Linked DNA regions of Homo sapiens: region 2 is linked to region 1. Evidence: chromatin loops called from intact Hi-C (ENCODE). Cell type or tissue: GM12878. All regions are shown on one strand. Links, peaks and the distances in the headings refer to the core of each region. The heading gives the core; the rest is flanking DNA. Region 1 overlaps CACHD1 (cache domain containing 1). Region 2 has its middle 16 kb from the start of MIR3671.

Region 1 (4,400 bases), core at 305-4,304:
TATCAAGGATCTCATTTGTGGTAAAAATTTTTTTTGGTATTTTATCGCCATTTAGTCATATTCGTGGATTTTCTTTGTTTTTTCTTCTTCTTCTTCTTCTTTTTTTTTTTTTTTTTTTTTGGAGACACTGTGTCTTAGTTTTTTAATGAAGGAGTTTAAAAAGTGAAATGTAAAAATTTTTAAACTAGAAAAAAGCTTATAGAATAAGGATATAACAAAAGGAAATATTTTTGCACAGCTGTACAATGTGTCTGTATTTTAACCTGTTATTACAAAATAGTCAAAAAGTTTTAAAAGTTTAAAAGTTTATAAAGCAAAAAAGTTACAGTAAGCAAAGGTTTATTATTGAAGAAAGAAAAAAGTTTAATAAATTTAGAGTAGCCTAAATATATAGTGTTTATAAAGTCTACAGTAGTGTACACTGATGTCCTAGGCCTTCACATTCACTCACCAGTCACTCACTGGCTCACACAGAACAACTACCAATCCTGCAAGCTCCATTTATGGTAAGTGCTCTATATAGGTGTACCTTTTTTGTTTTTTGTTTTTTGTTTTTTGTTTTGAGACAGAGTTTTGCTCTTGTCGCCCAGGCTGGAGTGCAATGGTGCGATCTCGGCTCACCACAACCTCCACCTCCTGGGTTCAAGCGATTCTCCTGCTTCAGCCTCCCAAGTAACTGGGATTACAGGCACATGCCACCATGCCCGGCTAATTTTGTATTTTTGGAAGAGACTGGGTTTTTCCATGTTGGTCAGGCTGGTCTCGAACTCCCAACCTCAGGTGATCCGCCCACCCCAGCCTCGCAATGTGTTGAGATTACAGGCGTGAGCCACTGCGCCCGGCCACAGGTGTACCATTTTAAAAAATCTTTTATACGGTATTTTTCTGGTACCTCTTCTATGTTTAGATATATAAATACCTATAGTATTACCTACAGTATTGTGTACAATTGTGTTTTAGTTGCCTACAGTATTCAGTGCAGTAACATGTGGCACAGGTTTGTAGCCTAGAAGAATAGGCTATGCCATATAGCCGAGGTGTGTAGTAGGCTGTATCATCTAGGTTTGTGAAAGTACACTCTGTGACATTTGTGCAATGATGAAATTACCTAAGGACACATTTCTCATAATGTATCTCTGTCATTACACAAGACATGACTGTACCCTTGTACACTGTGGAGGTGGAGGGGGCTACAGATGGGAGTTGTTACTTCCTCAAGACAGCTTGGTGTAGAGGAAGAGCTTAGGAGATAGGGTAAAGCCAGTTCACTTTGAAGCCTACTTCTCCCCCTTTTTTTTCCACAAGCTGTTGAGACCTTAGTGAGCTACCTTAGACCTGAGTTTCCTAACACTTAAGGTAGGATTAAAAATTTTTACTGCAGTCTGGGCAATATGGTGAGACCCTGTCTCTACAAAATAAAAAAATTAGCCAGGCATGGTGGTACGTGCCTGTAGTCCCAGCTACTCGGGAGACTGAGGTGGGAAGATCACTTGAGCCCAGGAGGTCAAGGTTGCAGTGAGCCATGTTAGCACCACTGCACTCTAGCCAAGAACTCTTTGAGCTCTTTGAGACAGGGCTGTCTCAAAAAAAAAAGAAAAAAAAAATGCTGGGTGGAGTTGCAATGAGGATGAAATGAAATGACATATGATAGGCACGGTGCTCAGGGTTGACCTCCCTACCTCTGTGCCCACCCTGCCCTGAAGAAATTTACAGTCTAGGAGGAAGCTATAAATGAATGCATGTATTCATATGCTTGATAAAAGGTGGAATATGACAGCTTCCTTAAAAGAGTAAAACAAAGAAGGAAAGGGGTGAGAGTTCACTTTTATCTGCGAGTAAATTATGGGAAACCCCATGGAGGAACATGGCATTGACTGGCCCTTGAACTGGTAGGATTGTGGCGTCATGATTCTCTGCTCCCTGATAAGCGTATTTCCATGTGAATCCTTGAGTGTGTTACACAAAAGGAAACTCAAAAGAATTAAGTCTATAAATACATGACTACACAACGGCCTCGGCTCTCATGGTATGAGTTCAGAGTTGTGATCCTAGAATTGAATGAAAATTGAATGTTACCAAACTAAACTTAGAAACTTTAGGGTGTATTTTTATTTAGAAATATTTTATGTGGCCAACAGAATTTCGTTTTTCAAAAGAATCTAATTTTAATTGTTGTATCTTAAGAAAAACTACTCCAATTGAGAATGTTTTTTGAAAGTAGAATCATTTTGGCCCATAGTCTAAGACCACTTAGAATGATTGATTTTCAGCAGTGTTACCCTCACAAGTGGAGGTTAGAAACAATTACTACCTGTGTGTGTTTTCAACTATCTATCTGCTTTGCCCATTTCTCTTAAAAATATCATGTTCTGTCCAATCATCTATTGGCTTATTTTTAAGTCAAAAAACACCTGTACGTTATTTGTTCCTTGTGAATTTGTATTTTGGTTACTATCTCATCAGAAACTTTATGTAAGTGTATATTAGGCAACATTTTTTTCTTTGTAGAGGAAGATTTCTCCCTAGTTTGTGGCAAATTCCAAAATACTTAAAAAGCAAATGCTGAACCTTAAAAACCTGGTCAAAAAACTTTGTAGATGAACGTAAGACCATTTTCTAGAGGTGCACAAACATTCTCCTGCAGTTACTCTCTGTGGCCACGAGATGGTGAGTGAGTCCCCAGAGGGACGTCACACCCCTTATAATCAAACAAAGTTTCTTAGGAACTATCAGATAAATATATAAGCAGACTGTCAAAGAACAAAAACCTAATCTCGGCTCTTTTTGATAGATGCCTGACCTCCTTTCTAAAGCCCATTTCCCACTTGAGATTGTATTTGCAGACACTTTGCTACATAAGCCTTTGGATAGTAAATAAATTTTTCCTTGAAAGTGTTTGCAAATATCCTTTGTGTTTCAAATAGTGCGTCTTCCTCCATGAGTCAGGGACTATGTCTGTCTTAATTCATCACCCTTCCCAGTGCTCAGCAGAACTGCCTGGCACTGAGTAAACAATTAATTTGTTGAATACGAAAATGTGTTTGTCTTTCTCCTGCTTTTCCACAACTTGCTATTCCCTTCTCCCCTGACCTCTTCAGATTTCCATTAATGATTGAAATAAGAGGAAGTTACAGAGGAGTTGAGCAATGGTATCATAGTAAGGAAATTAAATGGAATGCCCTTAGTATGAGAGTTTTACTCTGAAAGCACCTCTGTTGAGGTTCCTATCAGAAAGCAGTAGCAGAAGAGATGGGGGTGCCATCCTGAGATGAAGAGATGGGTGCCCTCCTGAGTTGCCTTGGAGACAGCTGCACCATCACTACCGTCCTGGATGTGAACCCAGGACCTGTGACCAGCCAGGTTCAGAGTGTCACTGGACTCTGTCATAACCCATGGACAGAGTCCAGTGTATCCTAGAATGTCTGCATTATTAGATGAGACTAGTGAATGTTGTACCAGGCAAAGCCACAGGTAACTACAAAATTCACTGATGCTGTTGCTTTGAGAGTATAGTGTGCGTTGGTGGGGGGTGGGGCAGCAGTTGTTTTTAAGTTCCTGCTTTGTGTGAGTCACTGTGTTAAATACTAGGGATACAAAGATAAACAGGAACTTACAATTTAAGAAAGAATTTGCTAATGAATAGATAGCCTTATATTTTTTATTATAATATGGCAAAATATAAGAGATGTGCACAGAATGCATGTAAAATCACAGAAGGAGCACCAGCCCCCATGTGGGCTGGCAGGACTGGAGGTGGGTGGGGGAAATAGGTTGGGAAAGCTTCCCAGAGAAGACTTTCCAACTGAAGCATGAGGCACAATAGCAAGATGAGGAAGGTGGGAGGGTGAGCCAAGCAGAAGGGCCACCATGAATCTAACACCTCGAATGCTAACATGAATTATCAGTTAGTGTGTGGGTGCTTGTAAATGAGCAGAGACGGGAAGCTATCCAGGAAGTGTTTGAATAATCACTGGGATTTTGCTAAAATCCTGTTTTCTACTTTAATCCTTTACATGTATAGCATAAGGTGGTTTTAATATGCACAGCAGTTTGTGACTTAGATTCTGGAGCCTAGCACCCAATCTAACACTCCAGACTTAGCACTGCTAAAGCTGAGAAACCTATTCTGGCTCCTGGTCTCTTAATCCTGGGTAAGGGCATCACTATTTGCTCAGTATCTGAACCTAGAAACCTCGACCTTTTCCAAGGATGTCAGCTCCCTGGCATCTTCACCAGGCAAGTCCATTTGGTCACCAAATCCAGCCTACTGTGCACTTGAACAGTCCACACACTGCGACTGCCCTACTTTATGTCCTTGCCATCTCCTCGAGGCCCATGCTCCAGCACCCTGTCCTCTGAGCCTCTGATCCCACCTTCCTTCTGTCCAGCCTCCCCATTGC
Region 2 (4,400 bases), core at 93-4,092, 360 kb after region 1:
ATTTGGGGACACTAAAGGCAACACACATTGAGCTGCGTACCAGTGGTGATCTTACTGTCAATGACTTTTGATCTAGGGTGATTCAGCAGGAAAGGTATTTTTGGATGCTGACTGAGCTTCTCCGACACAGCCATTGCCTTTTCCAGGGTTATGTGTTCTATTTGGTTCCTTCCTGAGGATTCCCCCCATTCCCCTAGGCTTAGCCTCTGTATTAGTTTCCAATAGCTGCTGTAAGAAACTACCACAAACTTAGTGTCTTAAAAACAACACAAGTTGTTTTTAAGGTCAAAAGTCTGAAATGCGAAGAGGCACAGTGGCTTACACCTGTAATCCCAGCACTTTGGGAGGCTGCAGCGGGTGGATCACCTGAGGTCAGGAGTTCAAGACCAGCCTGGCCAACATGGCAAAACCCTGTCTCTACAAAAAATATAAAAATTAGCCAGACATGGTGGTGGGCACCTATAATCCCAGCTACTCGGGAGGCTGAGGCAGGAGAATCCCTTGAAATTAGGAGGTGGAGGTTGTAGTGAGCCAAGATTGCCCCACCACACTCCAGCCTGGGCAACTAGAGCAAGACCCTGTCTCCAAAAAAAAAAAAAAGAAGTCTGAAATTGGGCCTCAAAGGGCTAACATCAAGGTGCTAGCACAGATGCTTTCCTTCTGGAGGCTCTGGAAAGAATCTGTTCCTTGACCTTTCTATCGTCTAGAGGCCACCTGCCTTCTGTGGCTCGAGGCCACTTCACTCCAGCCTGTGCTTCTGTCATCACATCTTCTCCGACTCTCCTGCTTCCCACTTGTAAGAACCCTGTGATTACCCTGACCCACCTGGGTAATCCATAGTAATCTCTCGACCTTACAATCGGGATGAGCAACCTTCATTCCATCTGCAACCAGAATTCCCTCTGGCATTTAACATAACGTGTTCTCAGGTTCCAGGGATCAGAATGTGGACCTTTATTCTACGGACCATTATTCTGTCCACAACAATCTCCCTACTCAGCCCTCACATACACACACATGCCCAGGTCCCCCTGTGCTCTGGATTTCAGGGCCTTCCCCATCCCACTCACCTACCCATAGTGGCGCTCTGGTTTTTCTGTATTCATTCAACAAACATTTATAGAACACCTATTATGTCCTAGGCATTTTGCGAGGGGCAAGGGATACCACGAAAAAAAACATAGTCCTGCTTTGAAGGACCTCACATTTCAGAGGAGCTGACAGAAAAATCATGAAACACAAGAAAACATGGCAAATATTGGGGTGGGGTAAAGGAAGCCCAGGAAGTGAAGTTTTTATATAGGACTTGGGGTCTGGGGAGGGCAGGGATATACAAAGATGTATATCATCGCTCCTGTTGCTATCACAGATCCATCATTTCAATGTAGTGGGTATCATCACGGAAAAAGAGGGCCTGCAATCTGGGCTCAGGATTTCCTGAAATGTCAAGTGCCCAAACTGATGGCAGGCAGAGCTGGACTGCTCAGAGACCACAAAGTGCAGGGACACCAGACCTCCTGAAGGCCTGGCTGTCGCACGGGTCGGAGCAGCCAGCAAGAGCTCCTTATTACCGTGGCGAGGAGACCGCGCCAAGTGGAAAAAGCTATTTACAGTGTTGAAGGGGGAAGGGCTCATCCCAGTGGGTGATTTTCTCATTTCCCCAGGCTGAACCTGACCTAAAACAAACTTTCATTTTCAAAGCTGAAAGGGGAAAACTTGCTACATACACAAAGATGGAGTTTTAGTTCCTCTGCATCTCAAATGTGGAGTCTGAGGAAAGAGCCAGTACCCCGTAAGCACTGGATGTTTTCTGTTTTAGATACTGTATCAGCCCAGGACCCTGGATATGCCTAGCGACCCACCTGTGCTCCAACCTGTGCTCTCTGTGTCGTCTCCTACCTGATGGCCTCTGTGTAACCCTTATCATAGCAAACACAGAAGCGATCATCTGATTCTGTATGTTCCTGTACACAGACATTTCACAGGAACCATGGGGCGCTAGTTTCCAGCTCTGTACTGAACTCTACTGTCTCCTTTCAGAAACACAAGCAAATACTTATACTATATATACATACAGTTGGTCCTCCCATCTGAAGATTCAACCAGCCATGGATCAAAAATATCTGGGCTGGGCACGGTGGCTCACGCCTGTAATCCCAGCACTTTGGGAGGCCAAGGTGGGTGGATCACCTGAGTTCAGGAGTTCTAGACCAGCCTGGCCAACATGGTAAAACCCCGTCTCTAGCAAAAATACAAAAAATTAGCCAGGCATGTTGGCAGATGCCTATAATCGCAGCTACTACTTGGGAGGCTGAGGCAGGAGAATCACTTGAATCCAGGAGGCGGAGGTTGCAGTGAGCAGAGATCTCACCACTGCACTCCAGCCTGGGCAAGAAGAGCAAAACTCTGTCTCAAAACAAAACAAAACAAAACAAAAAAATCTGGAAAAGAAAAACAAAACAAAAAAACCCTCAAAACAGAAAACACTATAAGAATAAAAAATAACGAATTTTAAAGCAGTACAGTATAACAACTATTTACATAGCATTTACATTGTATTAGGTATTAGAGGCAGTCTAGAGATGATTGAAAGTATACGAGAGGATGTGCATGGGGTAAATGCAAATATTATCCCGTTTATTATCAGGAACTTCAGCTTCCATAGATTTTGCTACCTGAGGGAATCCTGAACCAATCTCCCTCAGATACTGAAGGACAACTGTATATACTTTTCATTTTCTTAGTCTTAGTTATGAAAAACCAGGCACTCTTATTTAACACACACACACACACACACACACACACACAAACACACCCCAGAAATTTCTTTTTACAGTTGCTCATACACAAAAAGCATAGAGAAGACTGAATTCATGTTACATCAGGTGACTTGGTGAAATAACTGGTGTTTCATATAGGGCTTTAGAGTTGGCCGAAGGTTGTCCTGGCCACTGAATTTTCTCCTTATAACAACCTTATGGAATAGCTGTCTTTGATGCGGGTCCAGTAAGTACTAGGTACCTGTCAAATCCAGAGTCCTCTTCTGAGAGCACTGACTCAACGGGGACTTTTCATTTTTTACTATGTTTGATAAAATAACTTCTGTTCTTGGTCTACAGAGAACTAAACTGAGGATGAGTTCAACTCTCTGCTTTTCTGCTTTTAGTCCCTATCTGCTAGGTGGTCATCAGCCTCAGCCAGAACACCTCTATCGCATGGGCATCACCTCCAAGGCAAGCTCCGGCTTCAGTTTGTTCTGACTGATGGCCAGAGAGAGAAGTGTAAAGATTCTCCTAGTGCTTCTGCAAGAGAACCACAGAGAGGAAAACACCTTTCAAGGAGTTTGGTGTGGGCCCATTACAGGTTCTCTATGTTGGAAATGACAAACCAACCCAATCAGATCCTTTCTGCAGGACAATATGAATGACAGGTGGTCTCAGAAAAAGTAGATCATGGAATCTAATGTTTTTCACTCAAAACAGTGCATGAGACCTGCTGTTTATCCCAATCGCAGAAATATGAGGACTTGGAGTTACTCTGTGACTAAAGAAGACATGGTATTGCATCTTTGTAATTAGCCTCCATTAATAAGGGGAATATAATATAAAGTCCTAATTTTTATGCCTATTCTAAAGGTGAGGAGATGGAGTCTCAGAGATATGAAGTAATCCACAAGGTCTCCTAGCTAGGAAGTGGCACCTACTTTCAATAACCTTGGTTACAGATTTTCATTAATAATAAAACAAACTCAATAGAAAAACTTTTTTAAATGTATAGACTTCAGATAATAAAAACAAAAACCTATACCACAATTTGGATGAATCTCCAGGGAGTTATTCTACATTGAAAAAAAGCCAATTCCAAAATGTTACATAGCATATGATTATATATATATATAGTTTGTTTTTGTTTTTTGTTTTTGAGACAAAGTCTTGCTCTGTTGCCCAGGCTGGACTGGAGTGGCATAATCTTGGCTCACTGCAACCTCTGCCTCCCAGACTCAAGTGATTCTCCCACCTCAGCCTCCTGAGTAGCTGGGACTACAGGCATGCACCACCACACCTGGCTAATTTTTTTTTTTTTTTTTTTTTTTTTGCTTGTTTGTTTGTTTAGATGGAGTCTCCCTCTGTTGCCCAGGCTGGAGTGCAGTGGCACAATCGCAGCTCACTGCAACCTCCGCCTCCTGGAGTCAACAATTCTCCTGCCTCAGCCTCCCAAGTAGCTGGGATTACAGGGGCCCACCACCACACCTGGCTAATTTTTGTATTTTTAATAAAGATAGGGTTTCACCATGTTGGCCAGGCTGGTCTCGAACTCCTGACCTCAAGTGATCCACCCGCCTTGGCCTCCAAAAGTGCTGGGATTACAGACGTGAGTCACCGCACCTGGCTGAATTTTTG

The links. A loop is a pair of places that touch in the nucleus more often than their neighbours do. Peaks named below come from ENCODE experiments on the same cell type or tissue, not always from the same donor. Only the 100,000 strongest peaks of a DNase experiment are listed, where the experiment ranks them.
Region 2: a loop joins it to region 1, with 7 times the contacts of the local background. A loop is called at or near these places in 5 of 110 quality-filtered maps.

Annotation. Positions count from the first base shown.
Region 1 is chr1:64,684,265-64,688,664 of GRCh38, forward strand. The region is part of intron 26 of CACHD1 (cache domain containing 1); the gene reads left to right. Among named protein-coding and RNA genes, the nearest start is that of RAVER2, 59 kb to the right of the region's middle. In GM12878, for the core only: a CTCF peak has its summit at 2,666; a DNase peak (open chromatin) is centred at 2,812.
Region 2 is chr1:65,039,631-65,044,030 of GRCh38, forward strand. It overlaps a transcript of JAK1 not described here. Among named protein-coding and RNA genes, the nearest start is that of MIR3671, 16 kb to the right of the region's middle. In GM12878, for the core only: a CTCF peak has its summit at 2,011; a DNase peak (open chromatin) is centred at 1,981.